Linked DNA regions of Homo sapiens: region 2 is linked to region 1. Evidence: chromatin loops called from intact Hi-C (ENCODE). Cell type or tissue: PC-9. All regions are shown on one strand.

Region 1 (8,000 bases):
AAATGCTCTTACAAGATCCGTAAAGCCAAATCATTTCCATTTGAGAAGCACTTTGTCTGAACTGTGTTATTGGTCCATGGGTCATGACCTCCCTCTAGCCTGTGCCACCCTAACTGCCCTTAACTGTCCAGAACAACAACCACCCCTGCCCCTGAAGCCTTCCCTGAAAGGCTTCAAGCACAAGAGCTCGTTTTTTAAAAATCCAAGAAGAGCTGAATATGAGCAGATGAAAGCAGCTATAATAAAATGATTATAAAACCTGTATGGGAGGGGGGTTTAGATAGATGTGACACTTGATTCCACAGTCTTTCCATGCTGTTCAAATGCAGAGAGTAAAATATTTTTGGTTTTGTGCTATTTACACTTAGTAGTGTTCCAATATCTTTAATTTGTGAGTATTAAAAACATTCTTTAGTTTTATTATTTTGAAATGAATACTCAGTAAATCTTCCAAAGATGTAGAGGAGGGTTGGGTAAGAGAAACTTATATAAACGTCTTAGTTAACAAAGTGAGGGATATTCTCCTTAGTTAGAAATGGCTCTAAAAACCGAAAAACTAAGATTATAAAATTTAGAATGAGAGATAAAAGGAAAAAGAAAAGCAAAGCAAGGTTGAGGAGCAAATAAGAGGGAAGAGAACATCAGAGAGCAGAAATGTGGCAGGAGCAGGAAGAGGCCCACACACAGTAAGACCCCGGGACAGATTCGAGGCAGCAGACAGGGCTGGGGCATTCAGTGTGGGGCAAATGGGCCTCCCCACCACCACCCCACACAAATTGCTCACAATAATCCTCAAAATTAGCACTTAGTACAATCATTTTTGTTACTAATAATGACTGTATGCCTTTGAGAAAGTTGAGGCACACAGTTCCCCCACTTAAAGCAGCAATATTGATCTATTTCATTATAATGTTATTTGTCTCTTAAATCACTTGTTATAAAAGCAAATAGATATATCAACCCATAAAAGACACAATGGTTTACATTCTTCATGCTCTGAGTGCTGCTGTAAGCCCTGTGACAACAGCTGTGCTTTTTGGCAGTGAACATGAACTCACATCTGTCAGTGCTGTCAGCCATGGAGCCCTCTCCTGTCCCATCCTGAGCTGATATCCAGCACTGTCTGTGGTTTACCCCACCATGGCCTTGTTGCTTGTAATTTAATTTGTGTCCTAGAAAACAACTATGCCTGGATCAGCCCTCTACACATACAAGGTTTCTGTGAAGGGAGCGCCCAGGGTCATCCAGTCAAATTGGATTAGGGCCTAACCTAACAACTCTGTTTTAACTTAGCTACGTCTTTACAGGCCCCGTTTCCTTTTCTGCTTTCCCTCTCTCAGAACAAAGACAGCACTGTTGTGAGACAGAGTAGGGATGGGACTTGACCTCCCTCCCCCATGCCCCACCAAGGACTTTTACTGCAAGCTGATCGGTCTGTGGGGATCCCGATCAGACCATCCAGACCTTGCATCATAAATCTGAGGTATTAGGGGTTAGGGCTTCAACATATGAATTTGGGGGGACACAATTCAGCCCATAACAAATGTGAACTTTTAAAAAGTTAACCTCAGTTATCGAGAACTCTTGCTCACCAATCTAGAATCTCATTTTCTGACAGCCTCACACAATGGAGTTGGCACTTCTCTGGCATCGTTGTCATGCCAGACCCGTTCATGACTGTGGCAGAAGCTCCTGCAAGTGCAACAACTTGTGAAAGATGCACAACATGGGGTGGGTGGGGAGCAGGAAGGACAAAAAGAGCCAGAGCTGCCTGATTGTTTTGTTTTCCCACTATCCAATAAGCAAATTAATATTATTATATCTGCAGCACTAGTCTATAGGAATTCATATTCTAGGTCAGAGTTATTGCTTTTTTGTGTTCCTATAAATGATATATACAACTTGTTTTAAGACAGATTCTGTGCCCTGCCTTTAGAGATCTTAATCTAGTCTGGGTGGGCCCAGGATCTGCCTGTTTCAGCAACGCCCCAGGAGATTCTGTCTTGGGAGCCACGCTGCTAGTGGTGATAAAGCAGTGCCGTCTGGGCTGTGCACCAAACAAGGCCCCAAGACCCACAGCTCCCAAGTCAATCAGCTGATGGACTTTGAGTCAAATCAGCTGATTCCTTGAGTTGTACAAGCACATTCTCCTAATTTGCTACAAATTAAACAGGTCTGTTTCCTATTTCATTGTTAACCTAGGCTTTTAAAATTTATATAACATTAGCTATGGGTTATTGAACCTATAATAACCAAACCAGTGGAGGCTCACGCCTATAATCCCAGCACTTTGGGAGGCTGAGGCAGGCGGATCACTTGAGGCCAGGAGTTCGAGACCAGCCTGGCCAAAATGGTGAAACCCTATGTCTACTAAAAAATTAGCTAAGCATGGTGGCACGTGCCTGTAATCCCAGCTACTTGGGAGGCTGAGGCAGGAGAATCGCTTGAACTCAGGAGGCAGTGGTTGCCATGAGCCAAGATTGCGCCACTGCACTTCAGCCTGGGTGACACAGCGAGACTCTGTCCCAAAAACTAATGACAATAACCAAATCAATAAGTTGCTTTGGGGCCAAGTTATAGTATAGGCAAACAATAACAATTTTGCAAATTAGCCATTGTTATCACCGTTTTAAAGATGGGGAAACAGAGGCTTACAGAGAATAAGTAATTTTCCCAAGATCACACAGTTGGCAACTGTCTGAACCTAGTTTCGAACCCTGAGTCAGCTCAATTCCAAAGGTCCAGTGATTTCCAGACAACTAAATAATGCACCATTTAAAATTCTTCAGTAAGAACTTGCAGTCAGTGCTTTTAGTCTATACAGGATATCAGTTTGTTCCAGGCAGTGCTAAGATGTGTAACAATATTGAATGTCTTTCATTTTAAGACAATTGTAAGATTTAATGAGGACATCAGTGTAATAATAGCTTTGGGGAAGCATAAAACACCACAATAAATATATATGTCAAATATAAGATGCCTCACTATTTGGAAATGTTAAACATTTTGTGAAAAATAAAACATAAAGATGGTCGGCTGGGTGCAGTGGCTCACACCTGTAATCCCAGAGCTTTGGGAGGCCAAGGCAGGAGGACTGCTTGAGCCCAAGAGTTCAAGAACAGCCTGGGCAACATAGCAAGACCACCTCTCTACAAAAAAATATAATTAAAAAATTAGCTGACCATGGTGGTGCACACCTGTAGTCCTAGATACTCAGGCGGTTGAGGCAGGAGGATTGCTTGAGCCAGGAGTTCAAAGGTACAGTGAGCTATGATCACACCACTGCACTCTAGCCTAGGTAACAGAGCAAGTCCCTGTCTCAAAAAAAAATAATTAATTAAAATAAAGATGAGGGAAAATACCCTAGAATCAATGAAGAAAACCACACAGTTTGTCTTGACAACACAGCCACTGGCCTGCAGTGCCATCTGCTGTAAAGAAGTGGCAACTACAGTAGCCCTCAATGCCAGGGTTTTACCAGGGCAGGAGGGCTAGTAACCTCTTCGTTACCCAGGTGTCTCAGAGTGCCAGTGTCCACGTCACGGATATGGAATAAAGGGGGAAATACAAATAAAAGTAAAAGATAAGAGGAAGAAAAATAAAGAAGATGGAAGAGAAAAATAAAAATAAAATAGGGAGGTGGTGTCATCATCCCTGTCATTAGGAGACTACCTCTTACCCGCCAGGTATTTTGCACATTTTATCTACAACCTATTTTGTTGATCTGTCTTACCAGGGGCTTGCCTTTTTTATTTTTCCAGTCTTTTCAAAGAACAAGCTTTTATTTTTATTGATCATCGGTATTGCGTTTTTGTTTTGTATTTCACTCATTTCTGCTAGCGTTTCTTCCCTCTACTTACTTCGGATAATTAGTTTCCATACATATGCCATGTGATTTTAAATCCTAGCATTTCAGAGCTGGAAGGAGATCAAGAAAAACCTGGCTCTCCTCTCTCATTTTACAAAGAGACCCAGAGAAAGAGGAAATTTGCCGTATGTCCTACAGCTGGTGCCTCGTTTCCACACAGATGAGTAATTGCTCCTCCTCCATTCATACCATGTTCCCCTCTTCCTCTTCTTTCCCTCCTCCCTTTCCTTTTCTGCTTTCCCTCACTCAGAACAGAAAAAGATAGCATTGTTGTGAGACAGAGTAGGCGTGGGACTGGGCCTCCCTCCCCCGTGCCCCACCAAGGACCTTTACTGCAAGCTGGTGGGGACCCCAATCAGACCATTCAGACCTTGCACCATAAATCTTGTTCAAGACGCCACACCCACTGATTGGAGGGTCTTGAAGAAGCTAAAATAAGCAGCTCTCACCATCAATCCTACTCAAGGGAGTTAACCCTATCTCCCGCATGCCTCAAGGCCAGAAGAATGGAGTAATCTTTAACCTTAGCTTCATTATGGTAGGAAAAATCACACCCAGGGGTGAAGATTGAACATGCTAATGAGACATGTGACATGTGAAGAAGCATGTTATGAACTGCACAGGGGCTAAAATTTCCCCGCCTCTACATACCTAAACATCACTTTCCCACCATAGCCCCTTTAAAACTGCCTCTCTAACTCCTCCAGGGCCAGCCAGACTCAGTCTCTCTCTCTCTCAAGCCTTGTTTAGGAAAACTCTTTTGGCCTCGGGTCAATTTCTATTGTATTAAAAGCCCAAGAACCCATGGCTGGTAACAGTTGGACTGATAAAATTCAGGATAAATAGGCAAACTTCCCCCTTAAAAGATCTAAATTTAAAATCATAGTGCATCAAATTTTGTACATTTGTGCTGGAAGTTAGTGGTTTTCCTGTTTTTACAACACTACACATGTACTCCAAATAGACAAGGTTACCAAATGCAAACAAATTTTAGAAAACAAAATTCAACCTGCCTCTTTAGAAGCTTATACTTGTACCTATTAAAAATGGTGATATTCAGCTGGGCATGGTGGCTCACACCTGTAATCCCAGCCCTTTGGAAGGCTGAGGCGGGCAGATCACGAGGTCAGGAGATTGAGACCATCCTGGCCAACATGGTGAAACCCCAGTCTTTACTAAAATACAAAAAATTAGCCGGGTGTGGTGGTGCATGCAGGTAGTCCCAGCTACTCGGGAGGCTGAGGCAGGGAATTGCTTGAACCCAGGAGGTGGAGATTGCAGTGAGTCAAGATTGTGCCAATGCACTCCAACCTGGGGACAGAGCGAGGCTCCGTCTCAAAAAAAAAAAATGTTGACATTTATTTCAGATATTTGGCAAAAAACAAAAATAGATGGTATCTTGGCAGTCAAAATGTAAACATAGGCCAGGTGTGGTGGCTCACGCCTGTAATCCCAGCACCTTGGGAGGCCGAGGTGGGTAGATCACGAGGTCAGGAGTTCAAGATCAGCCTGGCCAATGTGGTGATACTGCGTCTCTCCTAAAAATACAAAATTAGCTGGACGTGGTAGCAGGCACCTGTAATCCCGGCTACTCAGGAGGCTGAGGCAGGAGAATCACTTGAACCTGGGCGGTGGAGGTTGCCACTGCACTACAGCCTGGGCGACAGAGTGAGACTCCATCTCAAAAAAAGAAAAAAAATGAAAATGTAGTTTTACATTTCCAGTTAAACAAATGAACATTGCAGGTCATAAAATTCACTGAATGTTGCAGTAAGCTGGCTCTGGGAAAGATAAACAGAGGCTGCGGTTTGACCTGTGGGCCCCTGCCCTGCCTTTCATGACACTGCTCTCAGCCTTCAGAAGCCCTGGTGGCCTTGTGGTGTAGCTCTCTTCCTCTAAAAACCTGAGATAAGAAACGTATCTGGCATTAGTCATTTACATCTTATTATGGATTTATTACTCAAATGCCCTCTCCCAGGGCCATTTGTATTTTAATTTTTTCTCCAATGTGTGTTAAAAAGTTGTCCTCTCTAAGACAGCATTTTAGGTACATTAATCAGGTAGGGTAGGCACGAGAGAGGAGGGCTTTTCAAGTGCCTTGACAATCATTCCACCCACTTACCTAAGACCCTGCATATTTCAAAACAAATTAAGTTGTCCATGTCGTCAAAAAATGTAGTCTTTAACAGCACTACCCAGAACTGCTGCGTTTTTTTTTTTTTTTGGCCAGTGTTAATACTTGTTACACACACCACACACACACACACACGGGTACTTTGGTCAAATCTCTAGTATACTGATGAACACTGCAATAAATGGGATACAGAACAATATTTCTAAACCATATCTAACCACAGGATATTTTTTTCAATAGCGCCTCCAGGTCTACCGTTCCTCAGAACATGCAAGAGAGACCAGGTCATAATCTCCCTTCTGTTCAGTCTCCAGCACCATAAAAGAATAATTTGAAATGCCTTCCTGCTAGAACTCTCATTACTCATTAAAAGACACAGAAAGAAGAAAATGGTCTCTCAAGACTGGTACTCAGAGTGTCTCAGAGTGCCAGCAAGTGCTTCAGCAAGAGGCATCCCAGACACAGGTAGAAATGCTTGGTGAAGGTAAGTAGGAAATTTCTTGAGGTTGTTCATAGGAAGGCTCTGCCCTGCACAAATGCAGAAATGTAGGAGACAATAGATGTGATTAACATAAAAACACCACTAATATCCAACTAAATGGAAATGGTGAGACAAAAGAAAGCCAACAAATTAGACCAACCAGTCCCCAGCAGTTCATACATCTTATCTTCAGTAGAATTCAAGGACTTAGCAGTCTGACTGTTCTATCCTTCTATACTATGGTCAGAGAGTCTATGGTTAGATTGTTTGGTTTAGTCTATAAAGAACCAACCTCAATTTTATTTTATTTTTATTTTTTTAAACTTAAAAAAAGAGAGAGCAAGAGACAGGGTCTTGCTATGCTCCCCAGGCTGGTCTTGCATTCCTGGCCTCAAGCAATCCTCCCTCTCAGCCTCCCACAAGGCTGGTATTACAGGCATTAGCCACTGCACCTGGCCTTTTTTAACTTTTATTTTAGATTTAGAGGGTACATGTGCAGGTTTGTCACCTGGGCATATTGCATGATGCTGAGGTTTGAGGTACAAATGATCCCATTACTCAGGTAATAAGCATAATAACCAGTAGTTAGTTTTCTAATCCTTGCTCTCCTCGTTCACTCCCCCAATAGTCCCTAGTTTCTATTGTTGCCATCTTTATGTCCATAAATTCCAAATGTTTAGCCAACCTCAACTTTAAAATCACACATTAAAAAAAAGTGTAGAGTTAAAAAGTTCCAGATGACTCCCTACCATACACCATCATTTTTTGTAATATCCCCTAAAAAGCAAACTAAATTATGTTATTTAAGGAGTGAAATAATCTAAAATAATAAGTATGTTTAAGTAGGCTGGGCGCGGTGGCTCATGCCTGTAATCCCAGCACTTTGGGAGGCCGAGGCGGGCAGATCACCTGAGGTCAGGAGTTTGAAACCAGTCTAGCCTACACAGCAAAACCCCGTCTCTACTAAGAATACAAAAATTAGCCGGGCGTGGTGGTGCGTGCCTGTAATCCCAGCTACTCAGGAGGCTGAAGCACAAGAATCACTTGAACCCAGGAGGCAGAGGTTGCAGTGAGCCAAGATCACACCACTGCATTCCAGCCTGAGTGACAGAGTGAGACTCCGTCTCAAAAAAAAAAAAAAAAAGGTATGTTTAAGTAAGGGGGTAAACAAAACTGAGAACAGTGGTTACCTCTGAGATTGAAAGCTTAGCAGGAGTTGTGTCCAAGGAGAAGCATTATGGGAATATTCTAGTTATTTAATTGGGTAGTGAGTTTAGGTGTGTTCATGTCATTATGCCTTATAACTTAGTATATACCCCATGTGTACTACAGTTTTTATTATGCAATGTTTGATATATGCAAAAGAATATATTAACATAAATAATGTAATGTGACATATATAATCTTTTGTAACTAAAAAATATTTTTTAACCAAACTGAAAGTCCCTCAGGGCTAAAGGAGAGACTGTGTTCCAAGGAACACATTTAAGAAGGGAGCCTGGTGGCTATACTGTTCC
Region 2 (8,000 bases), 230 kb after region 1:
AAGCAAGGAGGGCTAGCTGAGATCAGGGATCCTTAACTAGCCACCATGATCCCACAGCTGGCTCAAGACTGGCTTGTCAAAGAGAAATGAGGCTGCACTCCAGCTCTGCCCCAGGGCCTGAAACCACCCCTCACTTTACCTCCAGAAGCTTCTCCTTGCCTGGTGGTCTGAGACTTCAGGGAAAAACAAAGTAGTTTGTTTCTGAAAAAATTATGGGATTCTGGCTCAAAAGATTTTTAAAGCCTTTTATAAATGCACATTTATTCTCTCTCAGCCTTTATTGACTCCTTCTTTTGACAATATCGCAATTTTCCTTTGGGTAACTCATTCCTCTCATATTCTCAGCCGGACGGTTTGGTGGTATTTGCCTCCTGTCCCCTTCACCCCTAACCCTGCCTCTAAGAGTAGGCCTGGAATGGCTGAAGCAACATGGAGGAATCATTCCTGGCTACAATGATTAGCTGAAAGATGGGAGTATAACCCCACTGGAGTACCATGAGGCAGGAGATGTTTGCTGGGGCTCTCTCTCCCATATGCTGTAAGAGATCCTCTTCTTCCTCATGAAGAGGAAGAGACATGAGGCCAGGAGGTGCTACAGGTTTTTGTTACCCTAATGAGAGAGCTTGGAGCTGCTGGAGGCAGCACTGTGGGAAGCCCGGTGGAGCTGCCACTGCAGAAGACAGAGCAGAGAGACAACTCTTGCTATAGGGATATGCCTGGGCAACCGGACCAAGCCTCGCCAGAAATAAGACTGAATTTTTCCTGTTTTGTAAGTTGACAAATTCCCTTTATTGTTCAAGCCAATTTTAAGCGTAGGTTTATGTCACTTGAAGTTGAAGCACCCTTCCTTTGTCCTTAAAATGGTAAGAAAATTGCATTCCTTTTCTTAAAATAAAATATATATATTAAAATCATGTATGAAACAATTGTTTACGACATTGAATTTCAGAGCTGTACTCTCTAAGCATGGATTCATTCACTTGTTTCTTCATTAAACTTTCAACAAGCACCTGCCAGGTGACAGGAACTGGGCTAGGGAAACAGAGGTGAATAAGACATTCACAAGGAACTCACTGCAGTCTATCAGGACAGCACAGGAAAAGTGATAATTGCAGTCAAAGGGATAACTATAATATGAGACAATTATTAAATATAATGTTAGCACCAAGTAAGAAGTAATAAACTGGACCAGGTGCGGTGGTTCACACCTGTAATCCCAGCACTTTGGGAGGCCAAGATACGTGGATTGCCTGAAGGTCAAGAGTTTGAAACCTGCTTGGCCAACATGGTGAAACCCTGTCTCTACTAAAAATACAAAAAATTGGCCACGCGCGGTGGCTTACGCCTGTAATGCCTGTAATCCCAGCACTTTGGGAGGCCGAGGTGTTTGGATCACCTGAGGTCAGGAGTTTTGAGACCATCCTGGCCAACATAGTAAAACCTTGTCTCTACTAAAAATACAAAAATTAGCTGGGTATGGTAGCACGTGCCTGTAGTCCCAGCTACTTGGGAGGCTGAGGCAGGAGAATTGCTTAAACCCAGGAGGAGGAAGTTGCAGTGAGCCAAGATCGTGACACTGCACTCTAGTCTGGTGACAGAGTGAGACTCCATCTCAAAAACAACAAACAAACAAACAAACAAAAACCCCAAAAAACAAATTAGCCAGGTGTGGTCATGGGCACTTGTAATCCCAGCTACCTGGGAGGCTGAGGCAAAATAATTGTTTAAATCTGGGAGGTGGAGGTTGCAGTGAGCCAAGATTGCACCACTGCACTCCAGCCTGGGCAACAAGAACAAAACTTCACCTCAAAAAAAAAAAAAAACAAAGTGATAAACTATAAGGTTTTTTTTTTTTTTTTTTTTGAGACAGGGTCTCCCTCTCTTGCCCAGGCTGGAGAGCAGCGGCATGATCATGACTCACTGCATCCTTGACCTCCTGGGCTCAAGCGATTCTCCCACCTTGGCCTTCTGGGTAGCCAGGACTACAGGCATGCCCCATCACATCTTGCTGATTTTAAAAAAACTTTTTCTAAAGACGGGGTCTTCCTATGTTGCCCAGGCTGGTCTGGAATTCCTGGGTTCAAATGATCTTCCCACCTTGGCCTCCCAAATTGTTGGGATTACAGGCGTGAGCCACCACGCCCAGCCAATACATTATTCTTTGATAAGGTAAATCAGGCTTCATGAAGAGATTCCTGATCTAACTTGTGCAGGATATAAAATTTTCTAAGTATAATAGTGTGGGTGTGGTTGGTGAAGGGTCTTCTTGCCAGAGGAAGCAGCGTGTTCAGAGCTGAGAGACATGAAATAGCATGGAATATCTGGGGAACTGTATTTTGGTACGTAAGAAGCAACATAGGGAACAACAGAAAATGGAGTTGGAGCGGAATAATGGGAGCAGAAATGCATTCAAGAAATACCAGTCTAGTAATTATGAAGAGAATGGACAGAAGGGGAGAGGGCACGACCAGAGAAGGGCAATCATTGGGGAGATCACTGAAATACATCAGAAGAATGATGCTGAAGGCCTGACGGCCAGCAGCAGCACTAAGGTAGAGGAATGGAGATGACAAGCAGTGAGAAGGGAGATTTAGGACGCTGGAGAGTTTGGGATAACTCTCAGGTTTTTACCTAGGGTGAACGGTACTGTCATGACCTGGGGAGCAAATAGCAAGAGCGGAAACAGGCTGACAGCACATCATGATTCACTGTGGTCTTGTTTGGAGCATAATTTTGAGTTGGTAAAATACTCTTTAAGTATAAAATATATCAATATTAGAAAACATACACAGGTATTTTAGGTTGAAATGGGACAGACAGGAGTTTGTACTATAACTGAAGCAATGGGTAGACCTAGCAGGCAAGTGGACGGAGGAAGACAACTGGGAATCTAGGAAGATAATATTCAGGAATCTGGATGCTGGACTGATGCTGACAGGCCCTGGAGAAACACAGCCTGGAGCAGAAGCCTCGCTTGACGTTGACAAGTCAGACTTGAAAGCCAGGTGTGAGATCTCTGCCGGGTGCAGTGACTCACGCCTGTAATCTCAACACTTTGGGAGGCCGAGGTGGGCGGATCACTTGACCTCAGGAGTTCAAGACCAGGCTGGGCAACACGGCAAAACCCTATCTCTACAAAAAATACAATATTAGCCAGGTGTGGTGGCTCGCACCTGTGGTCCCAACTACTGGGGAGGTTGAGGTGGGTGGATAGCTTAAGCCTGGGAGGAAGAGGTTGTAGTGAGCCAAGATTGAACCACTGCACTCCAGCCTGGGTGACAGAGTGAGACCCTGTCTCAAAATAAATAAATAAATAAATAAATAAATAAATAAATAAGATTCCTAATCTCAGCCAGGCCTCCTTATTTCACAGTAGAAGACTAAGGCCCAGAGGGGTTGATTCACACAAGGTGACAGAGCTGGTTATTAGCAGGACCCACAGCTCCCTTACTCATATGTTGCTTCATGACATTTCATAAGCACCATAAAGTGAGCATCTACCAGGTATTTGAAGGACAAGGGAGTATCCCTCGGCACCCATTGTTTCCCTTTTACTTCCTTGCCATGCTCACCTGCTTGGTCAAACCTGACTAAAACTGTAAGTACATCTCTAGTCACAGCCTGGCCACATGCAGAGCTTAGAATTATGCTGTCCGTGGTGTGACTGCAACTACCAGAATTATTTCCTTGGGCCTAAAGGCTGGAAGGATCTAACAGCCTCCATTTGTACAAAAGGAAGGACGTAGGGAATTCCAAAACAGGCCATGTCCTGATTTTATAACAGCACAAAATAAATTGTATGTTTGTACTCAAAGGTATAGATTTTTTTTTTAATTGTGCTATTTATGTTTTTAAAACCAAACATTGGTGATTAGAATGCCATAAATTTGCTTTGAAATGGAGAAACAACAGTACTATATTATAAAATGTTACTGCTCTTCATGTTGTAAGAATCCCATACAATACAAATTTAACTGGCACTGGGAAATTGGTTAAATTACCACAAGGTTGAAATAACGGCACTATGTTATTCACAGCTATTTTAATTTCATCTGTTCAGAACATGATTTAAAGAAAGTTTAACCTGACTGGCTTTAGGTCTAGAGATAGAGGAAGGAATAATTGAGATTTGGGGAGGAATTTAAGAGATTAAGCTGTTTAAAATACTTTAAAAGCATGTATATATCTACCTGATATACTATTTCAAAAATAAGAATCTATTCACTGAAATGGCCACATCAGAATCTCTATTTGCAGTAAATTACAAATATTTTCTTATTCAAATATTTTGCTCATTTAGACCGGCCTCCTTTCAAATTAGAGATTTTTTTTTACCTTTACCTATAATTCAGTAAGTTAAGGTCCATATGAATGAGGAAAAGTGCACATATACATTATACACACTCAAAACCATAACTATGTTAAGCCACCAGTTGTAATATACATTACAGTTGACAAACTTAAATAAAACCCCACAGTTTAAACTATACAGTTACAAACATTTCTTTCAGAACTGATTGGGAGGCCAAGGCAGAAGGAGACTAGCGTAGGCAACACAGCAAGACCCCATCTTTACAAAAACAAAAATTAAAAAATTAGCTGGGTGTGATGGGCCTTACCTGTAGTTCCAGTTACTTGGGAGGCTGAGGCAGGACTGCTTGAGCCCAGGAATTCAAAGATGCAGTGAGCTATGATTGCACCACTGCACCCCAGCCTGGGCAGACAGTGAGACCCCGTCTCTTTAAAAAAAAAAAAAAAGAAAGAAAGAAAAAAAAAGAAAGGGAAAAAAGAACTGCTTAGGAACTGTGGAAAGTAACAACAAATACACTCAATGTAGACATCTCAGCAAGCTGTACACAGTCTCAGTCCACTGTGCGAAGTTAGCACCCCACCTTGTGGAAAACAGTAGGTGGTGTTCAGTGGAAGAATGTCATGTTAATTTTAGAAGAGCTGGTTGATAAATCCTGCAACCACCAAACTGCCACTGATTCTTATATAAACAGAAAATGCAAAACCAAAAAAAGAATGCAAACCAAAAGAATCCCTATTTATTACACTAGCAGCAAAACTTTTGTACTTCCAAAATAAAAGGATATGAGCCTCAAAATATTGGTGCTTGTGGTATGTGTTTGGATTATTTCTGTAGAAAATATTTATTTAGATATTTATAAAAAAATAAATATTTCATATTAGTAGGTTTTTACTCCCACTGGGGCTTGTATCTCTTCTTAGTTTTGTTTCTAAAAAATAGCTGTTTTCTAATTGTAACTTTAGAAAATACAGAAAAATATTCAAAGACAAAACCAAAAATCAACCAATATCTCCCTACTCTTTTGAAGAAGCCCCCACCCCAACACTCTATCTCACAGAGATCTCTCCCTCCTCTGCATTCAAAGCACTCATTGTCCTTTGCTTATCTTTGATTTAAACATACACACACACACACACACACACATACACACAGTTTGAAAGTTCTTCTGGTCTTCTCAGTTTCGTCAGACTCTTCGCGTTATTTATCATTCCTGTTACTTTCTTGGCACCATGTCTTCTGGAGTTCTCTGTCACTTTGCTCTGTTCCCAACTGTTTGTTCTCTAGGACCACCTATGAAGTCTTCACACTGGAACTCCCTTCACTGCTGTCCTGAGAATTCCCTTCCCTTCTCTCCTGGACTGAGGCCCAGATCCCTGGAACTGAGTCTCCCTTTTGGGTGCCCCTTGTTTTGGTGGGGCACACCCTCTGTGGGAGGGTACATGAGGAATCCATTTGAGACACTGCTCCACTGTACTTCTGAAACCTCAAATGTGATTCCTTTTCTTGTTCTTTCTGGAAGTTTTTAGTATCTTCTCTTCATCGTTAGTTCTGAAACTGTACATGACGTGTCTTGTGACTACACTTTCACTGGACTCAGGATAGTCCTTTTATTTTAAAAGTCGGGTCCTTCTGTTTTGGAAATTTCCCTGGGTCATAATTTTGTTTCATTTTGAACTTTTCCCATTTCCTTGTTCCTTCTGAATAATGGACTTGCAACATCCAGTTTGGTTGTCTAATTTTCTTGCCTTTCTCTACTGTTTTTTACGTTTTCCTTATGCTTTTAATCTTTTTCTTGAGTTCTTCAATGTGATCTTCCAATCTTTCATTGAATTTTTATTGCTGAAATCAAAATTTTAATAGCCAAGGGGTTTTTTTTGTTCTTAGTTTTTTAAAAAATAGGTCTCATTCTTGTTTTAATGAAATAATGCCCTCTCATTTCTTCGAACATAATTGTTTTCGTTTAAACTCCCCACTGCCACTGAAATGCCCTTTTCTCTAGTTCCTTTCGTTAGTTTTCTCTTTAGAGGCTTTCCTCAAATGTCTGATATTCTGTAGATGTTGATTCAACTACTGATTCTCAAGGGCGATGGGAGGGGAGGCCCCCCATACACACGTTATAAGGTCTGGAGACATTTTGGGTTGCCATAACTGGTGGTGGGGGTTGGGGGAGCACTCTTGGCATCTGGTGGATAAAGGCCAGGGATGCTGCTAACATCCTGTAACACACAGGACATTCCCCTACAATGAAGATTTGTCTGTCCCAAAATGTCAATAGTGACGAGGATGAGAAGCCCTACTTCACATTAAAGAATGAGGCATTAAAAGGCCGACTGCAGGCTCTATGTTCAGCTCTCTACCGCCTCTACTGAGAACTAGTGCAGGTCAGCGGCTAAATGATCAGCAGTGCACTGCCACCTGGTGGCAGGATGAGGGAGTGACATTGCAGAGGAAAGAAAATATAAGTCCTTCAACACTTGGAGGGGCCCGCCTGGTCCATTTCTGAAGCTTCAAGGACCTTTTAGGGGAAGGAGAGGAAAGAGGAAGGTAGAGAGGAGAAGGAAAAGAAGTAGAAGGAAAGGAGAAGGAGCGAGGAGGGGGAGAGAGGAGAGAGAAAGAGAGGGTTGAAGAGAGAGGAGAGGAAGAAGAGAGAGAAGGAGGGGAGAGGGAGAAGGGAATGAGGGAGGAAGGGAGACAGGGAAGGAGGGAGAGAGAGTGCACAAGTGTGTAGAGTTTAGGAAACGGTTTTGAATCTGTGCAAAGTGGTTCTGGGAAGTCCCTCTAAATCCCAGGGAGTTTCCAGGTTCCTCTAGGCAACACTTTAAAGACCCTTGGAGATCGGGATGCTCCCCTTTCAGACATCCCAGGGTTGGTGATGGCAATCCCATTCTTACAATTGCTCAGAACAGCTTTGTAGTCATGTTTGATTCCTCTGTTTTCTGCCATGAAATTCTGTTAACTCCACTTTCAAAAACATCCAGAATCCAACTATTTTCCCTTACTCCTGGCCCTCCTGATGCAAGCCACATTATCTCTTGCTGGGATTTCTGCAACAACCTCCTAACTGATTTCCTTGGTTTTGCTTTTGGTGTATTTGTAACACAGCCACACGAGTGACCTGTGTAAAACAGTATGATTGTGTCACTCCTCCAAGCAAAACTTTCCAACAGGTCTCTATTTTCCTCAGATTAAGAGAGGAAGTTTTTAAAAGGGCTTACAAGGTCCTAAATTATCTGGTCTTTGCCCACTCCTCCCATCTCCTCTTCAGTGTCTCTCCTTCCACTCACTCTCCTCCAGGGACCAGGATTACCTGCTATTGCACCAACATCCAGGAATATTCCTCTCTATGGCTTTTCCAGAGACTTTTCCCTCTGCTTGAAACACTCTTCTCTCAGGAGTCCCCATCGCCTTCAAGGTCCTAAGAGCAATCACAACTTTTCCACCCCATCAAAATTCCCAGTTCCCCATCCCTGTGCAATCTGCCCCCACAGCACTGATCACCTTCTAACAGACTTTACTATTTTCTTCTTCACTATGTCTGGTATTACTGTCTTCTCATCCAGGTCAAGTGGAGTGAGCTCCATGATGGCAGACATTTTTTTGTGTTTTTTGTTCACTTGTGTATCCCAACTATCTATAATATTGCCTGGCAAATGGAAAGCAAATATTTATTGCTGAATAAACAAAGTAT

The links. Peaks named below come from ENCODE experiments on the same cell type or tissue, not always from the same donor. Only the 100,000 strongest peaks of a DNase experiment are listed, where the experiment ranks them.
Region 2: a loop joins it to region 1, with 9 times the contacts of the local background. A loop is called at or near these places in 17 of 110 quality-filtered maps.

The regions. Positions count from the first base shown.
Region 1 is chr1:94,802,581-94,810,580 of GRCh38, forward strand. All of the region lies in intron 1 of SLC44A3-AS1 (SLC44A3 antisense RNA 1), which reads right to left. Among named protein-coding and RNA genes, the nearest start is that of SLC44A3-AS1, 14 kb to the right of the region's middle. In PC-9, CTCF peaks have their summits at 3,442 (motif pointing left) and 3,643; DNase peaks (open chromatin) are centred at 3,410 and 5,721; H3K27ac peaks cover 1,341 bases.
Region 2 is chr1:95,036,874-95,044,873 of GRCh38, forward strand. All of the region lies in intron 2 of ALG14 (ALG14 UDP-N-acetylglucosaminyltransferase subunit), which reads right to left. Among named protein-coding and RNA genes, the nearest start is that of ALG14-AS1, 21 kb to the right of the region's middle. RefSeq lists enhancers at 6,295-6,903, 6,904-7,512. In PC-9, CTCF peaks have their summits at 4,871, 5,073, 6,710 (motif pointing left) and 6,909; DNase peaks (open chromatin) are centred at 3,028, 3,488, 4,888 and 6,678; H3K27ac peaks cover 2,689 bases.